2 separate regions of the Homo sapiens genome follow, and region 2 is linked to region 1. A link is an interaction called in ENCODE POLR2A ChIA-PET data of the cell type or tissue named here. Cell type or tissue: PC-3. All regions are shown on one strand. Links, peaks and the distances in the headings refer to the core of each region. The heading gives the core; the rest is flanking DNA. Region 1 overlaps RPL19 (ribosomal protein L19). Region 2 overlaps LASP1 (LIM and SH3 protein 1).

Region 1 (10,400 bases), core at 2,401-10,400:
TAGTATGCTCAGGCTTCAGAAGAGGCTCGCCTCTAGTGTCCTCCGCTGTGGCAAGAAGAAGGTCTGGTTAGACCCCAATGAGACCAATGAAATCGCCAATGCCAACTCCCGTGAGTACCTGGGATCTGTCTCTTCACCCTACTTCCTTCTTTTCTCCTGCGTCAGATTAATGATAACACAATTGTGTTGACTTTTTTTTTTTTTTTTAGACAGTCTTGCTCTGTTGTCCAGGCTGGAGTGTAGTGGTGCCATCTGATCATTGCAACCCCTGCTCCCAGGCTCAAGTGATTCTCCCACCTCAGCCTCCTGAGTAGCTGGGATTAGAGGTGTGCACCACCACACCCAGCTAATTTACTCTTTATATTTTATTTTATTTTTTTTGGGACAGAGTCTCACTTTGTCACCCAGACTGGAGTGCAGTGGTAGGATCTCAGCTCACCGCAACCTCTGCCTCCCAGGTTCAAGCGATTCTCCTTCCTCAGCCTCCCAAGTAGCTGGGACTAAGGCACGTGCCACCACACCCAGCTAATTTTTGTATCTTTAGTAGAGATGGGGTTTCATCATGTTGGTCAGGCTGGTCTCAAACTCCTGACCTCAGGTCATCCATCCACCTCAGCCTCCCAGAGTGCTGGGATTATCGACGTGAGCCACCACACCTAGCCTGGGTTGACTTGTTACAAACCTAGGAAAGTTCATTCAGAGTGTCTATAAAATGGAGGAGTCATTGTATCAGGCTTGTTCTTTTGAGTGTGCTTTCATATATTTAAAATGTAGAAATGGCCAGGCATGGTGGCAGGCATCTTTAATCCCAGCTACTTGGTAAGCTGAGGCAGGAGGATCATGAGCCCAGAAATTCAAGACCGGCCTGGGCAACATAGGGAGACTGTCTCAAAGACAAAGGGTATTTCTCACAACCTCTGTTTGTGAAGGAAAAAGAAAAGATAGAGGTTTTTTGGGTTTTTGAAGGCAAGAAATAAGTTCCAGTGTTTCCATCCTTTTTGAGACCGTGGGGCCAAGAATGTGAGCAGTGTCTCTGGCCTGGCCTATTTGGACTCTGTGATGTGCTTGGGCCCCAGTTGACTGACCAGGTGCATTATGCTTTCCCAGGTCAGCAGATCCGGAAGCTCATCAAAGATGGGCTGATCATCCGCAAGCCTGTGACGGTCCATTCCCGGGCTCGATGCCGGAAAAACACCTTGGCCCGCCGGAAGGGCAGGCACATGGGCATAGGTAAGTGTGGTCATCTTCTCCTTAAGAAATGATAGGTGCTGGCATCTATGCTGAAATATATTCAGGATCTAAGCACTCTGTCTCATCTTGAGCCTGTTTCTTACTCCTTGATATTTGATGTGTTTTCTGCCTGTGTGCAAATCAGAAAGTTGGTGCTGGTATTGGAATTGAGAGTATCCCTGGTAGGAGGTCACATTTACTAAGTCCCTACCTACACTATGCCAAGGATTCTGTACTTTCTAGTTTCAGAATGATCGAAGGAAGCTCCTTACAACGTGCTGTGTTGCCTTGGTGCACTGCCTGTTACACCCACATTCTGCATGAAGTGAATGGGGAATTATTGCTGTATTTGTGCTTCCTTTAAAATTGAGTAAACGAAAGAACTTACGTAGTTGGGATCATCATCTGGAAAATGGAAGTAATGCTACTTAAAATGAGGTTGTGAGGATTAAATGAGTTAAGGACCCTGACTTGAAACTATATTCACTTGGTGTACTTATACACAGTGGGCCTGGGTAGTGGCCCGTTCCTAACTCATCTTCTCCACAGGTAAGCGGAAGGGTACAGCCAATGCCCGAATGCCAGAGAAGGTCACATGGATGAGGAGAATGAGGATTTTGCGCCGGCTGCTCAGAAGATACCGTGAATCTAAGAAGATCGATCGCCACATGTAAGCACACCCTCTTGGGCCCAGTACCCATTTGCTGCTTTGATGGCTAGTTCATTTCCCAGAGATTTTTTTTTTTTTTTTTTTTTTTTTGAGATGGAGTCTTGCTCTGTCACCCAGGCTGGAGTGCAGTGGCGCGATCTCAGCTCACTACAACCTCTACCTCCCAGGTTCAAGTTATTCTCCTGCCTCAGCCTCTTGAGTAGCTGGGACTACAGGCATGTGCCACCATACCTGGCTAATTTTTTGCATTTTTAGTAGAGACGGGGTTTCACTGTGTTAGCCAGGATGGTCTCGATCTCCTGGCCTTGTGATCCGCCCGCCTTGGCCTCCCAAAGTGCTGGGGTTATAGGCATGAGCCACCACGCGTGGCCCACAGAGATCTGTCTTACTGGCCTTGGGTAGGGAGCTTTTTTTTTTTGGAGACAGAGTCTCGCTCTGTCACCCAGGATGGAATGCAGTGGCACGATCTTGGTTCACTGCAATCTGCTTTCGAGGTTCAAGCACTTCACCTGCCTCACCGTCTCAAGTACCTGGGATTACAGGCATGTACTACCACGCCTGGCTAATTTTTGTATTTTTAGTAGAGATGTGGTTTCACCGTTGGCCAGGCTGGTCTCGAACTCCTGGCCTCAAGTGATCCGCCCGCCTCAGCCTCTCAAAGTGCTCAGATTACAGGCCTGAGCCACCACGCCCAGCCATGGGTAGGGAGCCTTTCTAAGAAAGTTTTTCTATTCTGGTCTTTCTTTTTTTCCCTGTATGTCATCAGGATAGCCCAACAGTTTATTTGCCAGGCAAGTTCTATCTAGGAACTGCACACAAAAAAGTCATGGTTTAGGAAGTAATTCATGCAGCAATAGGAGAAAAGAAAGGAAGCTACAAGCTTAGTGACCTTGGGTGGAGGAACAGCTCACAAGGCAGCCTCTGATCCATCACCAACCAGCATCTCTTCACTCCGTGTACCCTGCAGGTATCACAGCCTGTACCTGAAGGTGAAGGGGAATGTGTTCAAAAACAAGCGGATTCTCATGGAACACATCCACAAGCTGAAGGCAGACAAGGCCCGCAAGAAGCTCCTGGCGTAAGTTTCTTTTCAGAGTCTTAGGGGAACATTCTTAGACCTTTGAGAGTTGTTCTTAGATACTTAAAATGTGCCAATGCCTAAGTCTTGACTTGCACGTAGTCTGTCTTAGGAATACAGCTGTTCCCTTAGAGGCACCCACTCCTCTGTCCTGTACACACCCACTCTTCCTGTCTCGTAGGGACTAGAGGTTAGTTGAAGCAGGAGCCTTTGGTGGGCCCAGCAACTCATTCCAGAAGCTGACTAGGCTCAAAGGGAGAGGTCTGGGGATGTGCTTCTGTCTCCCTAGCATCTCATCTCTTCCCAAACTGACCCGTCTTTTCTCTTCCCTGACCAGTGACCAGGCTGAGGCCCGCAGGTCTAAGACCAAGGAAGCACGCAAGCGCCGTGAAGAGCGCCTCCAGGCCAAGAAGGAGGAGATCATCAAGACTTTATCCAAGGAGGAAGAGACCAAGAAATAAAACCTCCCACTTTGTCTGTACATACTGGCCTCTGTGATTACATAGATCAGCCATTAAAATAAAACAAGCCTTAATCTGCCTTCCTCTCTGCTTCTTGCAAGGTTTACGGTTACTGAGTGAGGTTTTTTTTTTTTTTTTGAGACGAGTCTTGCCCTGTCGCCCAGGCTTGAGTCCGATGGCGCAGCCTTGGCTCACCGCAAACTCCACCTCCAGGTTCAAGCAGTTCTCCTGCCTCAGCCTCCTGAGTAGCTGGGATTACAGGTGCGTGCCACCACGCCCGGCTGATTTTTGTATTTTTAGTAGAGACTGGGTTTCACTGTTGGCCAGGTTGATCTCGAACTCCTGACCACAAGTGATCCACCTGCCTCGGCCTCCCAAAATGCTGGGATTGCAGGCGTGAGCCACTACACTTGGCCTGCTCACTGAGTCTTTTACCTTGTTTTAGTGGGATGTAGGGAGAAAAGGAATGGCTTTTATGCAAGCCTCCAAAATACTGTGCCTCAGAACTGCCCTTCGAAGCACGAGTGACACCTAAGAAGTGGTCTCAGAATGTTGGTTGGGACCAGTAGTTGTGACATCAGTTAAGGAATCAGTCTTTACAAAAGCCATAGGAAATACTTAGGGTGTTTATACTTCTCAGCTGACAAGTGGGGGTTACAAATGGGACCTGAGCTTGGACTACTGGCTACTACCTAAGCTGTCACTAAACAGCTTTATTGAGATACAGTTGAAAGTTTGAGACAGAATCACCCTGTCACCCAGGCTGGAGTGCAGTCGGCAACCCCTGCCTCCTGGGTTCAAGCAACTCTCCCTGCCTCAGCCTCCTGAGTAGTTAGGATGACAGGCACCCACCACCATGCCTGGCTAATTTTTGTATTTCTTTTTTTTTTTTTTTTTTTTTTTTTTTGAGACGGAGTCTCGCTCTGTTGCCCAGGCCGGACTGCGGACTGCAGTGGCGCAATCTCGGCTCACTGCAAGCTCCGCTTCCCGGGTTCACGCCATTCTCCTGCCTCAGCCTCCCGAGTAGCTGGGACTACAGGCGCCCGCCACCGCGCCCGGCTAATTTTTTGTATTTTTAGTAGAGACGGGGTTTCACCTTGTTAGCCAGGATGGTCTCGATCTCCTGACCTCATGATCCACCCGCCTCGGCCTCCCAAAGTGCTGGGATTACAGGCGTGAGCCACCGCGCCCGGCCCCCTAATTTTTGTATTTCTTAGTAGAGACGGGGTTTCGCCATGTTGGTCAGGCTGGTCTTGAGCGCCTGACCTCAGGTGATCCACCCGCCTCTGTGCCTGGCCCCCCAGCTCTTTTCTGAGGAACTCTTCTGTTGGAGTGATGAGCTGGCGTGCCTTTCAGGGCATGTAATGGGCTGATGGAAAAGGGCAAGACCTGAGTGGGAATGGCAGGTTGGCTATGGTGTCAGGGCCAGCAGACTCCTAGCTCTGCCTCTGGCGTCCTCATGCCATTCTGGGCAGGATGGGCAGGTGGGTAGCAGAAGGCAGGGAAGCCCACACTTAGAAATGTCCCAAGGAAGCCGGGCACAGTGGCTCACGCCTGTAATCCCAGCACTTTGGTAGGCCGAGGTGGACAGATCATCTGAGGTCGGGAGTTCGAGACCAGCCTGACCAACGTGAAGAAAACCCATCTTTACTAAAAATACAAAATAAGCTAGACATGGTGGCACATGCCTGTAATGCCAGCCACTTGGGAGGCTGAGGCAGGAGAATCGCTTGAACCGGGAGACAGAGATTGCAGTGAGCCGAGAGCCATTGCACTCCAGCCTGGGCAATAAGAGTGAAACTCCATCTCAAGAAAAAGAAAATGTCCAGAGGACCCCCCATCGTATGCCTCACAGCCTGGGATGAGAGGACACTGGCTTCTGGATCCCCCTGGCCACTGGAGCGGCCAGCGTGTTTCACCCATTAGCTCTTGCCCTTTGAAGTGGGGAAGCTGAGGCCTAGAAAGGGAAGGGTCTTGGCCAAGCTCCCAGCTTGGTGTGTGGGACACCTGCTTCCCAGGCCTGGCCCAGAGGAGGAGGGGTAGTGGAGACTGCCCACCCCCAACCCCTCCATGCAGTAGAGAGATGACAGGAAGGAGAAGCTGGGTGTGGTGGCTCACGCCTGTAATCCCAGCACTTTTGGAGGCCGAGCGGGAGAACTGCTTGAGTCCAGGAGTTTGAGACTAGCCTGGGCAACATGGCGAAAACCCATCTCTACAGAAAATACAAAAATTAGCCGGGCATGGTGGTGCACCCCTGTAGTCCCAGCTACTCAGGAGGCTGAGGTGGTAGGATCACCTGAACCCGAAAGGTGGAAGCTGCAGTGAGCCAAGATTGCACCACTGCACTCCAGCCTTGGTGACAGAGCCAGACCCTTCCCCCCAACCCCCAACCAAAAAAAAAAAAATGTCAGGAAGGAGAATGAGGTAACCCAATATGAGACCCTCCCAGGATTCCAGAGCCTGCAGCGCAGAAGCTGGTTTCCACCCTGGACCAGAAGATGGTGCTACTCGCTCACAGGTCAATGCAGGTGTCAGCTGCTGCCTCACTGGAGTTTTTTTTTGGTTTTGTTTTTGTCTGTTCTCGGGGGCGGGAGAAAGAGATGGGTTAGGAAGTTGTAGGAACCCACCTCTTGGAAGGCCTTGGGTTTCCCCACTTCTTTCCTAACCTCACCCCAGGCCTGAAGTTGGCCTCTTTCCACCATGGTCCTCCAACCTCTTCCCAGGCCAGTGCCTAGGAGGGATCCACTCCCACAGGAGCCCCAAGCAGAAAGAACCCCTAAAGTAACTGCTGGATCTTTTCCGGGTCCTGTAGCCTTGAGAAAATCTGATTAAAAGATGTGTCCTCTTGTTTCCTTACTTATGGAAAAAGAAAAAAGAAAAGATGTGTCCTGTCAGGCACATTGGCGTGAGCCTGTAGTCCCAGTTATTCTGGAGGCTGACTGGGAAGGGCTACGTGAGCCCAGGAGTTTGGGGCTGCAGTGAGCTATGACGGTGCCTGTGAATAGACACTGCATGCCAGCCTGGGCAACATAATAAGTCCCTGTCTCTAAAACAAAAATATCAAAAATAATTTGTTGGCTGGGCGCGGTGGCTCACGCTCGTAAACCCAGCACTTTGGGAGGCCGAGGCGGGTGTATAATTTGAGGTCAAGAGTTAGAGACCAGCCTGGTCAACATGGTGAAACCCTGGCTCTACTAAAAATACAAAAATTAGCCAGGCGTGGTGGCACGCGCCTGTAATTCCAGGTATTCGGGAGGCTGAGGCAGGAGAATCACTTGAACCCAGGAGGCAAAGGTTGCAGTGAGCCGAGATTGAGCCACTGCACTCCAGCCTGGGTGACAGAGAGAGACTCCATCTCAGGGGAAAAAAAAAAAATTGTAAAAAAAAATGTTTTTTCTTTCAAGAGCATACAAGTGTCCCTATCATATAATTCCACACCCTTTCAAGGAGCTCGTGACCCACACCCTTACCACGTAAAGAATCCCTGAGCAAACCCAATGCTTGATTTTCTAGAGGAGGAAACAGAGACCCAGAGGAGCCAGTGACTCTTCTGCTGTGCTCAGCAGTGCGGCAAACAGGCCGGGGGTGGGGGGGCTAGGCTGGCTACTGGCTGGTGGCAGACACAAGTGGGGTGTGCAGAACCTCAGTGCTGCACGAACACTGGCGCCTGACTCTGATTCCCAGGCTGCAGTCTCCCGACGTGGGAGGGTGTGATTCAGATTGGGGTGCAGCAGAGGCACTGAGCACAGCTGCTACTGCAGGGCTGTGAGCTGGAGAAGAGGGTACAGAGGGGCCTGGCCTCCTTCCAGTACTGCCTCTGAGGCTACGGCAGGGCTAACCTAGGCTGGCTTCCTGCAAAGCACAGGGAGGCTGAGGCTGCCTTCCTTGCACTCCTCAGCAGGTGCCCCCACCTGCCCAGGCATTGGGTGGACAGCGGGTAAGAATGGGGGTGAAGAAGGTTGAAGGGGCCAAAGGAAGCAGTGCTGGCAAAATGAGTAGGGTTGCACCGAGGGGCTCATTCTCTCTTCTCCCCACCTCCAGCATCCATCTCTCCAGACTCCCTCCTCTTTCTGCATCTCCCTGAAGTCCAGGGAACCTTCATCCCACACAGTACAAGCCAGGTGAAGCTCAGCTTCTGTGTAGGGGGGCATGAAGGGCACATGTGGGTCAGAGACAACAGAGCCAAATGGTGGGATTTGGGATCACCAGTAGCTTCCTAGGCACCCTTTGCCCCAGACCAGTAGTGTTGCTGGTCCGTCCACCCCCAGAGTGGGCACAGAGGAGGGCAAAGGCTACAGTGGGGCACCAACTGTTCCCAGGCCCTAGGCTGTGAGCATGCTGCATGGGGTTCAGCCACCCAAAAAAGCTGCTGTGCTCAGCAGTGCGGCAAATAGGCTGGAGGGGGATGGGCGTCCAGGCCAGCTGCCGGCTGGTGGCAGACACACAGCTGGGTGTGCATAAGGCGTGGCTGCAAGGCTCTCAGGCTCTTGATCCCTGGAGCCTCTGGCCCAGCGTCTCAGGGTGTCTCTGTCTCCATTTTGTTAGTTTAAGGCATTGAGGAAGCCAGGGCAGGGGAGGGAAAGAGCTGAAAGGAGAAGAAAAAGCCGCGGTTTCCAAGACTGGCTTGATCACTCATTTTGCTGTGTGACCCTGGACAAGTCATTAGCCCACTCCAGGCCTCAGTTTCCCCATGTATAAAGAGGGCAGTGTTGAGCTGGGTAATCTGTGTGACCTTAGATAAGCCACCTAACCTGGCTGTGCCTCAGTTCTTCCCTGTGAGAGGAGGACACCCCCACTCGCCTCACAGGATCCTGGAAAGGATTAAGTAACATCAAGTTCCTGGCACGGTTCCCTGGGCACAGTAGGTGCCTATTTATGAGTTCCCTCTCTTTAAGCATTCACACTGGTCTTGTGACCCCTTCTTCCACTCCCAGGGCTGGGGATCCTAGGAGGGGGAGGGTCACCCTCCTTTCCCGGCTCTCTCGACCCCCAACCTCCAGGGCCTTCCTCAAGTCAAGGAGCCCAAAGAAAGCTCAAGGAGGGGACCCAAGGTCTGGGCCCACCTGGCCTACCTGGCTCAGGGGGCGGGGGCTGTAAACCGGAACCGGTGGAGGAGGGGGCGCTCATCAGGAAAGGCAGCCCCCACTCTGCATCCGGGCAGCGCCAGCAGTGCCCCAGCACCCCCGCAGCCCGCCTCTCCTTGGCGCCCCGCTCCCCTCCGCCTATAAATAGCACAGGACGTGCTCGCCGTGGCGATGACGCGGCTGGGCAGGCGGAGGGGAAGGAGGCAGCTCTGCCAGAGCGGTGGGCGGCGAGCGCGGCGGCGGGAGGGGTGCGGCCCCTCCATGCTGGGCTCCGATGACAGGGGCGACTGAGTCATCCCGGGGACCCACGGGCCACGACTGTCCCCGCCGCCAGCGTTTCTGTCTCCGGCTTGGGGGACTGCGGGGACGAGGCTGACCTCGGATGGGTACTGAGCCCTCCCAGACCCCCGGCACGCCCGGTCTCGGAGGGCACCTCTGGGTGGGCAAGATCGGCCTCGACGGCCCTGGCGCGCAGGAGCATGTCCGCCCCTGCGCGACTCAGGTGCACATGGAGGCGGAAAGTGACCGCAGCCCCAAGCCGTTTCCCTCCAGCGTCCCCAGACCTCCTCCCACTTTCCTCAGGTCCCCTTTTGGCTCTCCCCAGACCCCACCCTCCTCGGGCTGCTGGAGGAAAGGGATGAGGCCTGGGACCCCTGCCATGTTGCCGCCTGCCCAGCACCCCTCCTTTCAGAGACGGAGGAATTCTTCCACCCTCAGCCTTGCCCCTCTCAGCATCCCCAGACCCCACTCCCCACTTCCCTGCCCCTTTCCTTCCTCTGTCCCAGTGAGAGACACAGAGCAGATGGGCTGGGACAAGAAACATTTAATTAGGGGTCTGGGGAATCAGCAAGGCCCCAGACCCATCATGCAGCCTCATGTACAGTGGGCATTGGGCCCGCCCCTGGGATATTGCTGGGGGGGGGGGCCTCATGGCAGCAAACAGGGCAGTGTGGCTTGAGACCCCGCTTTGTGGGGGAGAAGTGGGGCAGGGGCCTTTGGGTACGAGGGTCTGTGTTTCTCCCACTGCATGGGAGGGTGTAACTGTGCCCAGGATGGGGGTGGCATGGGCTGGCACAATCAAGGGCATAAGAGGAGGATCTGAGCTTGGGGGAGGGAGGTTGGCACCGAGAAAAGCAGCTGTATTAAGAGAGGGGTCCTCTCTGTGTATGCCCACCCCACCCCATTTCCTGGTGGCCAAAACAGAACATTCCACCTTCCTTGTCTGTCTTCCACCCCCTCTTTTTCCCAGGGCTCTGTGTCCAGAACAAGGGAGCAGATAAAGCCAGCAAAGGGGCTCCTGCAGCACCTGCCCTGTCCCCTGCAGAGCCTGGAGAGAAGCAGGAGAAAGGTCAGCCCAGAGGGTTGGGTTCCTGGGGCGGCCGGGCAAAGCCTGGGACAGGAACTGACAGTCACAGGCTCCCCTGGCGGGTGGTTCCTGTGTGACCGGGGGTCCTGACAGTGAAATGGGTTTGCTTTGACCAAGCACGGGCCAGGATTTTGTTCTCAGTTGGGTTTCCGTGTGTCCAGGCAGCTCTTGGGTTTCCTTTTCTTTCTTTCTTTTTTTTTTTTTGAGACGGAGTCTCGCTCTGTTGCCCAGGCTGGGGTGCAATGGTGCAATCTCGGCTCACTGAAACCTCCGCCTCCCGGGTTCAAGTGATTCTCTTGCCTCAGCCTCTGGAGTAGCTGGCATTACAGGCAGACCCCCATCATGCCTGGCTAAGTTTCGTACTTTTAGTAGAGACGGGGTTTCACCATGTTGGCCAGGCTGGTCTTGAACTCCTGACCTCAGGTGATCTGCCCACCTCAGCCTCCCAAAGTGCTGGGATTACAGGCATGAGCCACCACACCTGGCCAGCTCTTGGGTTTTCTACTTGAAC
Region 2 (15,711 bases), core at 3,300-11,299, 330 kb before region 1:
AAGAACCTCGCCACGTCCCTCTTTCCTGGCTTGCTTCCCCAGGTTTCTGAAAACAGGTGGAGGTAGAGGATTGGTCTGCTGCCAGTTCCCCTGGAATCCCCTGTTAGGGTGGGCTCTCTGCCTCTGCTTGTCTCAGCGCTCCCTCCCCACTCGAGGGGGTTGAAGTCCTCACAGCTGTGGTGCCCCGTTTTGCTAGCTGAAGCTTAGAGTACCCCACCATCATCTTGTGACCATCCCTTCATAATAGCTACTAGTTATCACGATATGCTGGGCTCAGTCTTCACAGCAGCCTCACAAAGTAGGTGTATTCGCTCTTGTAAACGATGCACTCCATAAATGGAGGCTCAGGTAGCCCATGTGGCTCATCTCCCTCTCTTAGAGCTGAAATTCACATCCACAGTTCTTTCTGCTCAGCTCTTCTGCCAGTGTGTTTGCAGAAAGTACTTTTATTTATACATATTTATATTTTATTTACATCTCATTTGTGCCAAAAGTAGGTCCCATCCCTTCCTGACCCTATCTGGAGGAATGCTCTGGGCCTGGGGTCTTGTATGGGGGCGTGGGGCCACTGGGAATAATCCTGTCCTCCTCGGAATTTGTGGAGGTGCAGCAAAGATCTATGCCTTTAAGCCAGCGGGTCAGGTGGCCAACCAAGCTAGGCTGGTGCCCCGGCCAGGGTGGGGCTGGCATTGCCTCTGCAGGAGGGAGAAACTGTAACCCTGGGCAACAGGAAGGGAAGAGATGGTCTCATAATCCATCCCTGAGTCATGGCCACCCCAGGTAGCCTGGGTTCAGAGGCCAAGGTGCCAGGCTGCAGGCACAGTGACACGAAGCTTGCCACATCCCCCCCAACCCAGAGCCACAGAGGGACAGGCTGTCCCAAGTGAGGGGTATCCTTGCAGGCTTCTGCCCCTACCAGCCTGTTTACCTTTCTTTAGAGTGGGTTGCAGGTAGGCAAGGGAAGATCAAGATGACCCTGCCTTGGAGCCTCGGATCCAGGCTGAGAGGCCTCTAACAGGCAGCAGAGGTAGGGTCTGTCTGGTTTCTGTGAACAGGGAAGCCATGGACTTTGCAGGCAGCAGGAAGGGGCAGAGGTGCATGCCTCGAGGTGCAGTTTCCTTGAGTCCTGAGGCCCAGGAATGCTTCGCTGAAATCATCTTGCCTGGGGCCTTTAAAAGAGGGGGGCTCTTGCTCTGGGACAGAGCCCATGGGGCAGGGCAGAGGCAGACGGGGTCACTGTGGGGTCCTCTGGACATATTTCCCTGACAGTGTCCTTCCCCAGACCCCATTGAGACAAGGCAGGAGTTCTTTCATCTTAGGGTCCAGGCTTGGCTCACAGCGGTTGTGGAGGGACTGGCCATTTTCTGCCTCCCCTCCCCACAATTTTCCTACCCCAAAAAGGACACAGTGGAAGGAGCTGGTGGGTTTTCTTGAACCTTGGGGCCTTCCTCCAGAGAGGGTAGGGGAGTCGCCTGAAGCTGCTGGAGGTGCCAAGCATTAGGGGTGGAACGGCCTCCTCTCCTGACCTTCCAGCACTCTGGGAGACAGTGGCTGCAGCTCCACTTGACACTTGTGCTTCATAGTAACTGGTTTCCATGTTTCTGCTCAGAGCCCCCTGCAGGGGGACAGGCGACCACCCTCCTCTGCCCCACCCTTGGGTGTCTGGATGAGAGTGTGGGGCCTGTGAGGGAGGTGGGAAGGAGCTACTGATAGAAATAGGTGCCATCCCCTAGAAGAGGGGCTCTGCTTCCTCCGCGTGGCAGCCTGGAGGGGTCTTTGGAACCACTGGGTCCAGTGTTGGCCCTGTGCCCCCTGCCTGCTCAGTACACCCCACCCTCCTTCTCCAAGGGGCTTGGCTCCGGGTGCAGGCCTGGCCATCTGGAGTAGGGGTCTCTCTCCCTTTGTCTCCCCAACGTCAATCAGGAGGCAGCCTTGGAGGTCCGTGGTCCTAGGACAGTGTGTAGCCCTTCGTGTGTGTGTGTGTGTGTGTGTGTGTGTGTGTGAGAAAGTGGGTCATGGTCTGGATTCTGGAGAATGTTTTTCCTGGCAGGCCCCTGTGGGGGTAGGGGGAGGCAGGGGCCCAGGCAGGGGCCTAGGCAGGGGCCTGTGCAGCTAAGTAGGCAGAGGCCAGCAGACTGGGTGGTGACCAGGCTGGGGCACCCTGCCAATGCCTCCCAGTTACTCGGGGAGGGAGTGGGGCTGTCACTTCAGGGGCCTGTGGGGGCAGGGACCAGCCTGTCTTAGTGTCCCTGGTGGGTTCTGTGTGTTGGGGTATGCACCACTTCAGGGGCCTGTGGGGGCAGGGACCAGTCTGTCTTAGTGTCCCGGTGGGTTCTGTCTATTGGGTTATGCACCAGAAGGAGTCTTTAAGTTGCCTCATAGGAGTTTGGGGGCCCTGGGTCACTGGGATAGGCCCAGGTTGGGGAGGGGGCCAAGCTTAGACCCGCCACTTCTTTGCTTCCAGACTTCCGGCTGGCCGTCCTCCCCAAGAGTGGTTCTCCTAGCATTCTGTTTAATATTCCACCATTAGGTTTTTCCTTTGGGTCTTCTTGATAGGGAACCAGTACCCTATTAGAAGGTGATTTCCCCCTGAAATTACCCTGGGGGTCTCTGGTTGAAGTGGGCCATGGTAGGGAGGTTGAATCCCAGATTCTCAGCCTTCTTTCTGCTATCCCCTCCTCCCAGTGTCTCAGAAGCACCTCTCCCTCCGGGGGTTTGGAGACAACATTTTGAAAAGCATCGCCTTGGGGGAATTCCTTGACAAATGGCCAAGAACCAGCTCTGTGGCTGGGCTCCTTCAAAAGTCCCCCTGGGCCTGCCTCCTGGCCTCCTTCTTTTGGAATGGGGAATGTCTCCCTTGACTACTGGGAAATGGGGCAGGGACAGGCCAGCCAGGTCACTCAGGTGGCCTGGATTATTCTGGGGTCCTGGCAGTGGACCCCTGTTTGGTGGTGATCCAGCACATCATCCTGGGCTTCTGGGGGTGAATTTAGATCCTGTTGTCATGGGTTTGCCTAAGCATCAATACTTCTCAGGGGTTCCACAAAGACCCCTCCAGGCTGCCACGTGGAGCCTGTTAGATCGTTTCTCTTTTTTTTTTTTTTTTTTTTGAGACAGAGTCTTGCTCTGTCACCCAGGCTGGAGTGCAGTGGCACAATCTTGGCTCACTGCAACCTCCACCTCCTGGGTTTAAGTGATTCTTTTGCCTCAGCCTCCCAAGTAGCTGGAATTACAGGCATGCGCCACCATACCCGGCCTATTTATTTATTTATTTATTTATTTATTTATTTTTGAGATTAAGTCTCGCTCTATACCCCAGGCTGGAGTGCAGTGGCATGATCTCAGCTCACCGCAATCTCTGCCTCCTGGGTTCAAGCGATTCTCCTGCCTCAGCCTCCCGAGTAGCTGGGATTACAGGCACGCCGTCACTGCACCCGGCTAATTTTTTTGTATTTTTAGTAGATACGGGGTTTCACCATGTTGGCCAGGCTGGTCTTGAACTCCCAACCTCCAGTAATCCGCCTGCCACAGCCTCCCGAAGTGCTCGGATTATAGGCGTGAGCCACCGCTCCCGGCTAGATCTGTTCTCTTTCTGTCATCACTCTCTTCCCTCCGTCGGCCACCCTGGATGGGCCCTGTGTCCCACATTCTCTTTTTTTTTTTTGAGACGGAGTCTTGCTCTGTCACCCAGACTGGAGTGCAGTGGCCTGGGTTCACGCCATTCTCCTGCCTCAGCCTCCCAAGTAGCTGGGACTACAGGCACCCGCCACCACGCCTGGCTAATTTTTTTGTCTTTTTAGTAGAGATGGGGTTTCACCATGTTAGCCAGGATGGTCTCGATCTCTTGACCTCATGATCCGCCCGCCTCGGCCTCCCAAAGTGCGGGATTACAGGCGTGAGCCACCGTGCCCGGCCGTGTCCCACATTCTCACACGCATGAATGGATTGGAGCTGTGGTTGGCACAGTGAAGCCCCTCTGCACCCCAACACACACAATCTCCAGTGTGAGCCCTGACCCCCTCGGCTAAGGTTCACACCTGCTGTGCCCAGCACCTGACATCTGAGTGCTCAGAGGTGCCAAGTGCTGTGCTGAGGGCTTTGAAGGTGATTTCTCCTCAGTCCTGGACAATCCCAGGAGGGCCAGGTGTTATTACATCCATTGTACACACCAGGAAGTGGGCTCCTCTGAGGTGCAGGGCCCCGCCCAAGGCCATACAGTTAGTGGGGTAGAGCTTTGATGTCCACTATAGGGGTGTCCACCTTCAAGGCTTTGAAGTAGAGCCCTTCAGTGCCTCAGTGGGAGACCCGCTGCCGGGTGCTCTCCTGCCCTCCTCCTGGGGTGGGAGAGGATGAGGGAAGGGTAGAAAGGATGTGTTGTGTTGACAGAGCCTGGGACACCCAGCCCACTCCTCTGGCCAGGCATCCCACAGGAAGTGGGAGGTATCGGAGCTGTAGCACCACCTGGGGCTCATGTGGGGCTGGTGGGTGTGCTGGGCCCTGGTACAGGAGCTAGGAGCACCTGGGTTCTGGGCCTGGGTGTGTGGGGGCTGGGCCTTCCTCTTCTGAGGCCTTGGTGCCACCAGAGGAGCTGCTCCTTCATGTTCAGCGGCTGCTCCCTAGCAACCCAGCGCAGCTTTGCATAAGCAATGAGGCCTCGCCAGCTCTGGGCAGGAGGGGTTCCCTGGGGAGGGTGGAGCTGACTTGGGGGCTGCTGCCACTGCTATAACTGGGCTCTTCCCCCCTGTCCTTCATGCCTGCCTGTCTCTTCCTCCTGGGTTCAAATGGCCCATTGGTGGAGGATGAGGAAGGAGAGAGGGGAGGGGAGTGCCAAAGCCTGTGACCTGAAATGCCCCCAGCTCACCTGGGATGATTCCATGTTCTCCCCACAGCCATGGGCCTAGGACAGTCCCAGCAGCTCCTGAGTGCCCCTTCCTAGGGCCTGAGCCCCTTTTTCAGAAGTCCTGGTATCTGATGTATGTCCTCCTGTCTCCATCCCCAGTTCTGGCATAAAGCATGCTTCCATTGCGAGACCTGCAAGATGACACTGAACATGAAGAACTACAAGGGCTACGAGAAGAAGCCCTACTGCAACGCGTGAGTCCTGTTCTGGGCAGGGGGCTGGGTGGGCACCTTGGCTCCCTCCCCGAGTGAGTTCTTCCTTTCCTTCCAATAACCGCAAGGTGACATTGGCGAACACTTCCATCCCCTACTTGAACATCACAGTTTGTCCTCACAACAGCTGAATGAAGCAAGCACTTTTTATCCCCATTTAAAGTGCTTTTATCCCCCATTTAAAGTGCATTTAAAGTACAGATGAGGAAACTGGGGCTTAGGGAAGGGAAGAGACTCTCAAGGTGGGATGGCTAGGGCAAGACAGGCTCTAACCCAATTTCGGGCAGTAAGGCGAGCACGTTTCTTTCCACTGTCCCCTGCTACAAAAGAGGGGGCTTTCCTCGTGGTCTTTCAAGAATGAGTGACGTGTCTGTTGTATTTGGGGTTGAGGACTTTGTTCTGTTTACCTTCCCTTATTTCTCTCCTCAAAATCGACAGTTTCCTTCTCTCACCTGGGTACTTCTAGGCTTTGGGGGCTCCTTCCTCCAGTGGTTCCTTCAAGAAAACTCTCTGGAAGCCTCATGCCAGCCCTTTTGGTGTTCATTTTTTGAGAATGGGCAGGGGTGCATAAAGGGTGTTGCCTGGGCCAGATAGATCTCTTCCCTGCCTGGTGAGGGAGGCTGTGGAGACTGTTTCTTTTGAGTATAGTCATCTTGAGTATAGTGCAGCTCTGTTCCTTCTGCACTGGGACCTGCAGCAGCTGACGGTAGGGAGGGAGTATAGAGGTGGGGTCCCCCATCCCAGAGCCTGGAGGAATACCTCCCCTCCCATCCCATCCCATCCCATCCCATGCAATCCCAGAAAGTACAGCAATTTTCCATCTTCCAATTGACCTTGTGAGTAGCAAGTACAAACTCAGTGTTGGGGCCTCACAGCCGCCTCCACCTGCGAGGTGGAGGCTTTGGAAGGTCAAGTCACTTATAAGTAATGATGTAATGATAATTTCTTTTTCTTTTAATTTGCTTTTTTTTTTTTTTTTGAGTCAGAGGACTCATCACCCAGGTTGGAGTGCAGTGGCGCGATCTTGGCTCACTGCAACCTCCGCCTCTTGGATTCAAGCGATTCTTGTACCTAAGCCTCCTGAGTAGCTGGGATTACAGATGCATGCTACCATGCCCAGCTAATTTTTGTATTTTTTAGTAGAGACCGGGGTTTCACCGTGTTGGCCAGGCTGGTCTCGAACTCCTGACCTCAAGTGATGCACCGCCTCAGCCTCCCAAAGTGCTGGGATTACAGGTATAAGCCACCTCGCCCAGCCTTAATTCGATTTTTTTTTTAATTTTAACTTTTTTTTTTTTAACTTCAACCAACTCAAGTAATGGTAATTTCAGTGTTCACATGAATTTAGGATCTGACTTGAGTCCAGTTTTTTTTTTTTTTCTCTTAATTCTCAGTCAGGAGGCTCTTTGCAGCTGAAGTTCACCCAGGGAAAAAAAAATTTGGGACTTGTCTAAAAAGGGGGCTTAAACCTCCAGCCTTACCCCTAACCTTACCCCAAACCTTCCTTGCTTCCTTACCCCCTCCCGTTCCCTGGCTAAGACCACTCTTTCATCTTTTTAGGGGCTCGCTCATTCAGCAGACATTTATTGCCTGCCTGCTGCTATAATACATACTAACCTGCACCAGGTGCTGGGAAAACAGATTCCTGATAAAAATCTCAAGCCCAAGAAGCAACATGAAGTTGTCCCTTCTGGAAGAAGGAGGGCACTGGGCAGGTTATCTGGGTAAAGGAAGGGTTGCAGCTCTGTCCTGGCCCCTCCTTCAGCTGCCCCTTCTCTTCTATTAATTTCTACTGTTCCTCTTCCCCCTACCAACCCCTCCCACCCCCACAAGGGAAATGGGACATTCTTCGAATTCTTAAGGGCTCACACAAGCCCTGGTTCTCTGCCACTTCCTCCCTCCATTGGGTAGTGGGGTGGGGTTCAGAGAAGCCAGGGCAGTTAACCCCTCCGTTGCTGGACCACCTCAGGCTAGATTCTGAGCCTCCGCCCCAGCACGCAGAAGTCTGACCGAGCCTTGGAGCCCAGTGACTCAAGCAGCCTAGAATTCAGTGAGCACTGGGAGCTGGAGAAAAATCAGAGGCTTGTCCTTGTTTTCTCTGCGTTTTATCAGCCTCATCCAAAGTTCCAGCTTACTGTTTTTACTGTCTTCTTGGGAAGCTGCCACAAGGTTGGGTGGAGGGCTCCTGCAGGGACTGGGGGAGCCAGAAGAGGCAGATCAAGGTTTCTTCTCTGGGTGATGCTTCCAACTTGCAGAGGCAGAGGTTCCCCTGTCTCCCTCCTGGCCTCCAGCCAAAAGAAGCAGGTTGGCCTCTCCATGTTTCCTCCAGCTTTTGTAGCCCTAGCCTCTGCCATGCCTCATTGACCTTTGGCCCAGTTGGGATGTTTCCTGGGAAGGAGCCTAGTGAGAGAGACCTGGGGGCTTTGTGACCCAGCTGTGTTTCACTTTAGCTGTAGTAGCACCTCCTCGCCCAAGGCAGTCATTCTCCCTCCCCTGCATCCACTGGGCCAAGAAGTTACCCGTGGGGATTCTGGGATGAACCAGGTGTGGCGCCCGCTTGCAAGGAGTGCTCTCTGGACGTGTCTGAGCCTTGGTTTCCCCATGGTTAAAAATTCCTGCCCAGGAGGCCTGGCATAGTGGCTCACGCCTGTAATCCCAGCACTTTGGGAGGCTGAAGCAGGTGGATCACTTAAGGTCAGGAGTTCTATCAGCCTGGCCAACATGGTGAAACTCGTCTCTACTAAAAATACAAACATTAGCCAGATGTGGTGGTGGGCACCTATAATCCCAGCTACTCAGGAGGCTGAGGCAGGAGAATTGCTTGAACCTGGGAGGCCAGGGCTGCAGTGAGCCAAGATTGCCTCTGCACTTCAGTCTGAGCGACAGAGCGAGACTCCATCTCAAAACAAACAAACAAACAAACTAAAGATAAAAAAAAATTCCTGCCCAGGGATGTTGGACCCTAGACCAAAGAGGATTTATTGAGCTCTTGCTATGTGCCAGACGCTAGGCCGAGTGTTTGCTGTCATTCCCTCCTGCTTTCTTACTTTTTTTGTTTTTATTTTGCTTTGGTTTTTTGGAGACAAGGTCTCCAAAAAAACTTCGTCCTGCTCAGTCACCCAGGCTGGAGTGCAGTGGAGTGATCATGGCTCACTGCAGCCTCCACCTCCTGGGTTTAAGTGATCCTCCTGCCTCAGCCTCCCTAGTAGCTGGGACCACAGGCATGTGGCGCCATGCTAATTTTTAAGTTTTTTGTAGAGAGGAGGGCTTGTCATACTCTTGGCCTCAGGTGATCTACCTGCTTTAGCCCAGCCTCCTCGTGTTTTCTTCCTGCCTCTGGTCTTATCCTTGAGTGACATTCAGGTTCCTGAATCCTGGGTTTACCAGGGTACAGCTTTCTGCCATTTCTGTTCTGGTCTTGCTTTGTGGACCACAGGCCTGGCTTCCTTCTCTGAAGCATCACGTGCTCCATGCTGGGCCAAGCCCAGTGCAGGACCCGTAGGGGCACGTGGTTTCTTCTGGCACTTTGCCAGGGAGTTGGGCCCACCCAGTGAGTGTGTGAGTTTGGTGTGCAGGGAGGCCTCTATGTTCTGCCTGTCTCTGGCTAGTCTCTGAGGGGAGCTAGGATCTTGCAGGGGGCTGGTCAAGAAAGAAGAAAGCTATCTTTCCCTGTGGTTTCTCAAGATTCAGATTTAAGCTCTAGAAAGTGACTGTAAAGTAGGCAGTGAAAAGGCCTCTTCTGTTTCTGTCCTTGCATCAGACTTGTTTGGGGGAGAGGCAGGGGAGAGAACATAGGCCAGAGCTCACTGCCAGCCCACCTGGTGTGGCGGACCCCCACATGCGTGCAGTTACACACATGCCTGGTGTGTAGGCAGACACCCACGCCGGTGCTGGGGCGGGGGAGGAGGACTTGGGAGCTGGACTGAATGGGCTGTGTTTGTGTTTCCACCTTCAGGACTGCAGCCATGCAGCCAATGCTGTGGCAAGGTTGAGGGTGCACTCCCGGCTTCTGCACAATAGCCAGTGGTGGAGGAAGAACTGCTAATAGAATTCTTTTTGTTTGTTTTTTTTGAGACGGAGTCTCTGTCGCTCAGGCTGGAGTGCAGTGGTGCGATCTCCGCTCACTACAACCTCTGCCTCCCAGGTTCAAGCGATTCTCCTGCCTCAGCCTCCCAAGTAGCTGGGATTACAGGCACCTGCCACCATGCCCGGCTAATTTTTGTATTTTTAGTAGAGATGGGGTTTTTCCATGTTGGCCAGGCTGATCTGGAACTCTTGACCTCAGGTGATCCACTCGCCTCGGCCTCCCAAAGTGCTGGGATTATAGGCATGAGCCACTGCCCGGCCCGAATTCTTTCTTGAAGCTTCTGGGTGGGTGGAGTGAGCCTGCTCTTGGTGAGAGAGATATTTAAGAGAGATATTTATGCCCTCCATTACTTGTTTTGTAAACTGGATTTTCCAAAAGTGGGGCAGATCAGTCCACACGCCCAGGCTTAGCATAAACCTGCATCGTTGTCTCCCTGCAGATAGTCTAGAGTACTGCCTGTTCCCTCCTCTTTAGGGCCCTACTGACAGGAGGCAGGGTTGCCAGCCAGGGAAACCAGCTTGTGAGGTGTCAAGTGGGAGGTGGGCATGGGCTGGGGAAGGAAAATTGGGGGACTTGGTTGCACCTTTCCCCTCTTCTCTGACTGCACATATTTGGGGTTCATTCTCCAGTTTCCTTGAGCTGTGGGGTAAGGACTGAGGAGGGTAAAGATGTCCCTGATTCTGGGGAGCCAGGAACTATGTTTCTGCCCCTTCCCTTAGGCATCAGATGGGAGTAGGGTGTGGTCTGTGTCAGACAAGGCTGGGTGCTTAAGTGTCTCTGGATTCTAGCAAACTGTCTTTAATCCCAGCTGCTTTTAAAAGGTGGGGCAGGGTTGGGTGCAGTGGTTTATGCCTGTAATCCCAGCACTTTGGGAGACTGAGGAGGGTGGATCGCTTGAGGCCAGGAGTTCAAGACCAGCCTCATCTCTACAAAAAATGAAATAAATTAGCCGAGTGTGGTGGTGTGGGCCTGTGGTCCCAGTTACTTGGGAGGCTGAGGCAGGAGGATTACTTGAGTCTGGGAGGTTGAGGCTGTAGTGAGCCCTGATTGCACCACAGCACTCCAGCCTGGCAACAGAGGGACACTCTGTCTCTAAAAAATGTAAAAATGAAAATAAAAATAGGTGGAGCAGGAGTAGGCAAACCCCGCACTGGGGCCCAGGGCTTTCCCTCCTTCCCAAAATTGTCTGCCTCTAACTGGAAAAATGGGGACTAGGGATGACAGTGTGGGGGAGGGCAAGTGCAAATGGCCAGCCCAAGTAGCCAAATGTGGCCTCCAGGTAGCCCTCCCACCTCACTTACCCCCAAATCCCTGTCCTTCAGGCCTCCTGGAGCCTGAGGGATCACTTTGCTTCCTAACACCTACGTTTTACAGATGAGGAAACAGGCCCGCGTTTCCATGCCTTACTCAACTTGCAGAATTGTTTCTCTTCTATATTACCGACAGGGGCAGGCTTTTTTTTTTTTTTTTTTCTTTTCATTTTGTGTGCAATCTGATGGCTGGTAAGTTCTTCCTCAAGTCTAGCCTTGATCTTTTTGACTGCTCTTTTTTTTCCTCTGATTGAACAATGCCTCCTTGTTGCTTCCTATCGCCACCACTTCAGCCCCTTAGGCCTGAGGGGATGGACGGGTGAGAAACTGGGTTAGCAGGGAGCCCTCCCTTCCCGCCTGTGGGCAGCCTTCCCAGTAGGGGCTTTTGGAATCCGCAGCTCTTTCTAGAGGCAGGATGTGGGGGCTGTTTTTTTTTTTTCCTTTTGGTAAAACCAAAAGCTCCTTGTTGCTTTTGTTGATGTCTTTTTGTTCCTCCTTGAACACAAAGCTGTGGTTTTTGAAGAGATCCAAGCCTGGAACGGGCGAGGCTCTGTGTAGAAAGGGCGCTGGGCTTTCGGGTTCGCTATCCTGTTCTTCTGACCCTGGAGTGTGGCTGATGGCAGGACTGGAGAGTGAGGCTGGTGGCTGACAAGCTGTCCCTGTCACCTGTGAGCCCGGAAACCTTGCCCCTGTAGTCCCACCAAGCAGGAAGGCCACCCAGAGGTCCTCACAGATAACCCCTCTCCTGGGACACAGGGCCTCTTCAGTATCATATCCTTTTTTTTTTTTTTTTTTAATTTTTATTTTTTGAGACAGAGTTTCGCTCTTGTTGCCCAGGCTGGAGTGCAATGGCGCAATCTTGGCTCACTGCAACCTCTGCCTCCTGGGTTCAAGCGGTTCTCCCGCCTCAGCCTCCCAAGTAGCGGGGATTACAGGAGGCCGCTACCATGCCTGGCTAATTTTTTTGTATTTTTAGTAGAGACGGTGTTTCACCATGTTGTCCAGGCTGGTGTCAAACTCCTGACCTCAAGTGATCCGCCCACCTCAGCCTCCTAAAGTGCTAGGATTACAGCGTGAGCCACCACGTCCGGCTTTTTTTTTTTTTTTTTTTTTGAGATGGGGTCTCTCTCTGTCTCCCAGGTGGAAGTGCAGAGGTGTGATCTCGGCTCACTACAACCTCCGCTTCCCGGGTTCAAGGGATTTTCCTGCCTCAGCCTCCTGGGTAGCTGGGACTACAGGCGTGTGTCACCACGCCCGGCTAATTTTTGTATTTTTAGTAGAGACAGGGTTTTGCCACGTTGGCCAGACTGGTCTTGAACTCCTGACCTCAGATGATCCGCCCGCTTCGGCCTCCCAAAGTGCTGGCATTTCGTGCCCGACCTGTATCATATACCTTTGAAAAGTTCAGAGGGATAGGCAGCTCCTAAGCAGGTGTGGCTGAGAGGCCCCAGAATATCTCTCATAATGGCCGAGCTTGGAAACGAGTTGGGTTTGAAGGATGAAGTGCTTTGTTTTGCACCCAACCTGCCAAGCACATCTTTCCCCAGAACTGAGTGCTGGAGGTGGCTGGGGTCCATCTGGCCTCCCCTTCGCTGTCTGGGCAGCTGTGGTGTAGAGGAGAATGCCTTGGGCAAGGTCTCTGTCCTTGACACTGGACCTCAGTTTCTTCATCTGTAAAACGGCACAATGAGAATGCCAGCCTAAAGCTGTGTGGTGGGTTTTGAGAGAGAATGTGCACAGGACTCAGTGTGCCAAGATGTTGCTTTGTGTCTCTGTAAATTGTCCTGAAGCCCGAGGCTGCTGCCAATAGCTGCCTGTTTGCCCTGCCCTATCCCTGTCCAGTCCCTGTTCCTGCCCCGCTTCTTCCTGTCCTACATGCCTCTCCCTGCAAACTCCCCAGAGCAGCTGATAGCAGGGAGGAAGGGTGGGTGGGGCACCTGCAGAGAGCCCACCACCCACTTGGAATGATTAACAAGGGGCCAGTACAGGCTGGCCTATGGGACAAAGGACAGCTGTGCTCTGGACTCTGCCCTGCACCCAGCTGATCACCTGTCCCTCATTCCTCGCCATGGCCCAGTCTGTCATGGGGTTGGGTTCCAGCGGAGTCACCAGCTGGGACGGGTGGCCCCTGGTCTGTCTTAGCACCCATGTTGGCATGCACACATTTCCAGCCATCCCTGCTGGGATCTAGGGGTAATGGATGGGATGGGCAGGAAGGGAAAAGGTAGAATTCCCAAAAATTGTTTCTGGAGGGAGGTCAAATCAGTTGGAGCTTTCTTTGAAGCCCGGCATGCTGGTGGGGGGAGGGGTGCAGCACTGATGTTCTCATGCCTTTGCTTCTAGAAACAAACCCGTGACACTTGTCCTCCTCACCTAAATTATCCAGAAAGATCCTATAGACACAGTCTCCTGACTTTGCCCTCATGGGCTTCTCCTTAGTTGAGGACCCCCTTGCTGTCTGTGCCTCTTCCTCAACCCCCGTAGACCTCTCTCTCTCTCTCACTCATTCTCTCTCACTCGCTCTCTCACTCTCACTCTCTCTCTCTCTCTCTCTGTCTCGCTCTCGCTCTCTCCTCACTCTCTCTCTCACTGTTGCTGCTCTCCTGCCTGGAGCTGAAGATGAGGTTGCCATGGAAACCTGAAGCGTAGTGAGCCGGGAGAGGGAAAGGCAGAGTCGTCTCGCCAGGGCTGGGGGCTGGGGACTGGGGACTGTGGGCTGTGGGGAGGGGACAGGGTTGACCCAGCAAGAGGAATATAGCCCAAGCTGTCTGCCTGCCTTCCTCTGCCTGGGGTTGGGCTTAGTGGGCAGGGGAAGGAGCTTGGAGGCTCTGGAGTGCCTCTTTAATCTAGTTAATCTGATGCAGGATTAAAATCCTCCCTCACTCCTGCCAAATTAAGCTGAGCTCACATCTGGGCTGGCTCACCCCCACTTCCCTTCTGATGGGATTAGCACTCCAGCTGTCGGGGGCTGAGACTAGGGGGAAGGGTGCTTCTGAAGAGGATGAAGTACCTGCCAACCCCACCCAAGGTGCCTGCTGCATGTTGGAGGGGCTCCCGAGACCGTCTGGTGGGTGTAGGGTGAGCAGAGGGACACAGTGTGGGGTGCAGGGGGTGTGTGGACATGGCCTCAATGCAGCTGCTGCCTGGGTGTCTTGGAGGCGCCCATCGGTGCAGAGGGCACATCTATATATTCATCGTGTGTGAGGCACAGTGCAGTGTGTGTAGGAACTTCAGACTGTGGAATGGGTGGGGCACGTCAGGTGCACCTGTCTGGCGGTCTTTGGGCACTGGAGCTGGCCTCTGTTTTATTTATTTATTTAATAAAAACAGGCTCTCGCTCTGTAGCTCAGGCTGGTCTCAAACTCCTGGCTCAAGAAATCTGCCCTCCTTGGCCTCCCAAACTGCTGGGATTACAGGCGTGAGCCACTGCACCCAGCCTGGCCTGTTTTAACCCTGTGCATTCTGGCCAATGAGAAACCCCAGGGTTTTGCAGACCGGGTCTGGAGGATGTGTTTGCCCTGCTTGCCTCTAGCCCTCCCCATCAAATGCTAACCAGCCTCATCTTCTCAGAATTGAGTCTTCGAGTGCTGGGCCAGAGCTGCCCGGAGGTCTCCTCTCCCCCACCCTGCTTTTGCCACATGTGCCTCTACTTCCATGTGCTTGCCTCACCACAGCCCCTGCCCATACAGTCTGCAGAATGGCTCTGATGTTGGGAGGAGGGTCGTCTCGTCTCTGAAGCGCTCCCTCTTAGGGCCTCAGGGCCTGCCAGCCCTGCTAGAGATCTTCCCTTTCTGGTCTCTAGGAACAGACTCGTGGTTGATCATCCCTTGGCCTGGAATTGTACAGGAACTTTGAAGGGAGCTCCTCAGCTGTGGGTGGCCCTGGCTGCACGGGGACGACCCCAGACTTGGCCACGTATTCATCACAGGCCACGTCTGTTGCCAGCTGCGGACACCTGTGTTTGCCTTTCCTCATCTTCCCTTCCTCTGCTGGAGGAACTGCGAGTCTGGGCTGACCTGGGTGGCCAGGACCCAGGTGAGGGCTGGGGGACGGGCACCGCTAGGATCATCTGGATCCGGGACAGTGAAACTGGCCCAAGGGAAAAAGGATTTGCCAAGGTCACCCAGTAAGTCAGTGGCAGGGCCAGAGCCCTGCACTGGGCCCTGTCAAGTTATGCTCCTTTGATTGAGGTCTCCAAATCCTGAGCCCTGCCCTTCACAAGTGGTGGCCTCAGGGGAAGTCGCCTGTTTACAGGTAGCTCTGATGCACGGCCATGTGGGCGGCAGGAGAACATGCCGAGCAGAGGGGCAGCTCGTTCTTAGCTCTCGAGTGTGTCAGTTTTGGGTGGAACGTGCCTAGGAAGAGGTCCCAGGAGGCCATCTATGGCTTACCTGGGTGCAGCCTGTGAGTCAGGGATCTGCAGGGGTCATAGCTGTGGTGGGCTGTGGTCACCCAGGGCTAAAAATGGCCTGACGGGCTCCGGCTTGGAGAAGCCACCCACCAGTCCCTGAAGTAATTGGGGCCCATGCAGACCCCCAGACATTTCTCATAGCAGCACATACACACAAACCACATGGCTCAGAGCTGCCTGTCTCTCCTGCAGCTGGTTTGCTAGGGGACCTTGTGATGAGAGAGGGATGGAGAAGGGCTGAGTTCTAGTCCTGCACCAGCTTCAATTCCTGGCGTGACTTTTTTTTTTTTTTGAGATAGAGTCTTGCTCTCGCCCAGACTAGAGTACAGTGGCGGATCTTGGCTCACTGCAAGCTCCACCTCCCAGGTTCAAGTGATTCTCCTGCCTCAGCCTCCTGAGTAGCTGGGATTACAGCTATGCGCCACGGTGCCCGGCTAATTTTTGTATTTTTAATAGAAACAGGATTTCGCCATGTTAGCCAGGCTGGTCTCGAACTCCTGGCCTCAAGTGATCCACCTGCTTTGGCCTCCCAAAGTGTTGGGATTATAGGCGTGAGCCACCATGCCCAGCCTGACATTTGTTTATTCAACAAATATTTACTGAGCATCGCCTACTATTCTAGGAACTTGAGATAAATCAATGAACAAAAGAGACCCCAAAATCCCTCCCTTCATAGAGAAGTAGTGGAGAGAGAAGACAATACATTGATGTGATAAATAAGTTAATTATGAAGACTGCTAAGGGAGAAGTGCCTGGTGCCAGCACACCGTTTCCTCCTCTGAAATGAGGGA

Evidence for each region. ChIA-PET counts read pairs that join two places held together with the same protein. Peaks named below come from ENCODE experiments on the same cell type or tissue, not always from the same donor. Only the 100,000 strongest peaks of a DNase experiment are listed, where the experiment ranks them.
Region 2: POLR2A ChIA-PET joins it to region 1 with 15 read pairs; 10 of 35 experiments call an interaction of 5 or more read pairs at or near these places.

What each region holds. Positions count from the first base shown.
Region 1 is chr17:39,201,210-39,211,609 of GRCh38, forward strand. It overlaps RPL19 (ribosomal protein L19), which reads left to right. Exons shown (of 6, transcript NM_000981.4): 2 at 4-110; 3 at 1,108-1,230; 4 at 1,780-1,900; 5 at 2,868-2,978; 6 at 3,316-3,523. The coding sequence ends at 3,439. STAC2 (SH3 and cysteine rich domain 2) reads right to left here. Exons shown (of 11, transcript NM_198993.5): 11 at 9,332-10,400. LOC124903996 (a long non-coding RNA gene) reads right to left here and starts at 5. Exons shown (of 2, transcript XR_007065745.1): 1 at 1-5. RefSeq lists silencers at 2,993-3,193, 8,623-8,732 and enhancers at 5,983-6,242, 7,912-8,001, 8,022-8,151, 8,030-8,696, 8,697-9,363. In PC-3, for the core only: a CTCF peak has its summit at 5,938 (motif pointing right); no DNase peak of the experiment used is centred there.
Region 2 is chr17:38,873,087-38,888,797 of GRCh38, forward strand. LASP1 (LIM and SH3 protein 1) reads left to right here. Exons shown (of 7, transcript NM_006148.4): 2 at 5,000-5,094. Among named protein-coding and RNA genes, the nearest start is that of LASP1, 11 kb to the left of the region's middle. RefSeq lists silencers at 4,669-4,748, 11,180-11,229 and enhancers at 6,840-7,422, 8,590-9,172. In PC-3, for the core only: no CTCF peak of the experiment used is centred there; a DNase peak (open chromatin) is centred at 7,015; H3K4me3 peaks cover 1,228 bases; H3K27ac peaks cover 1,252 bases.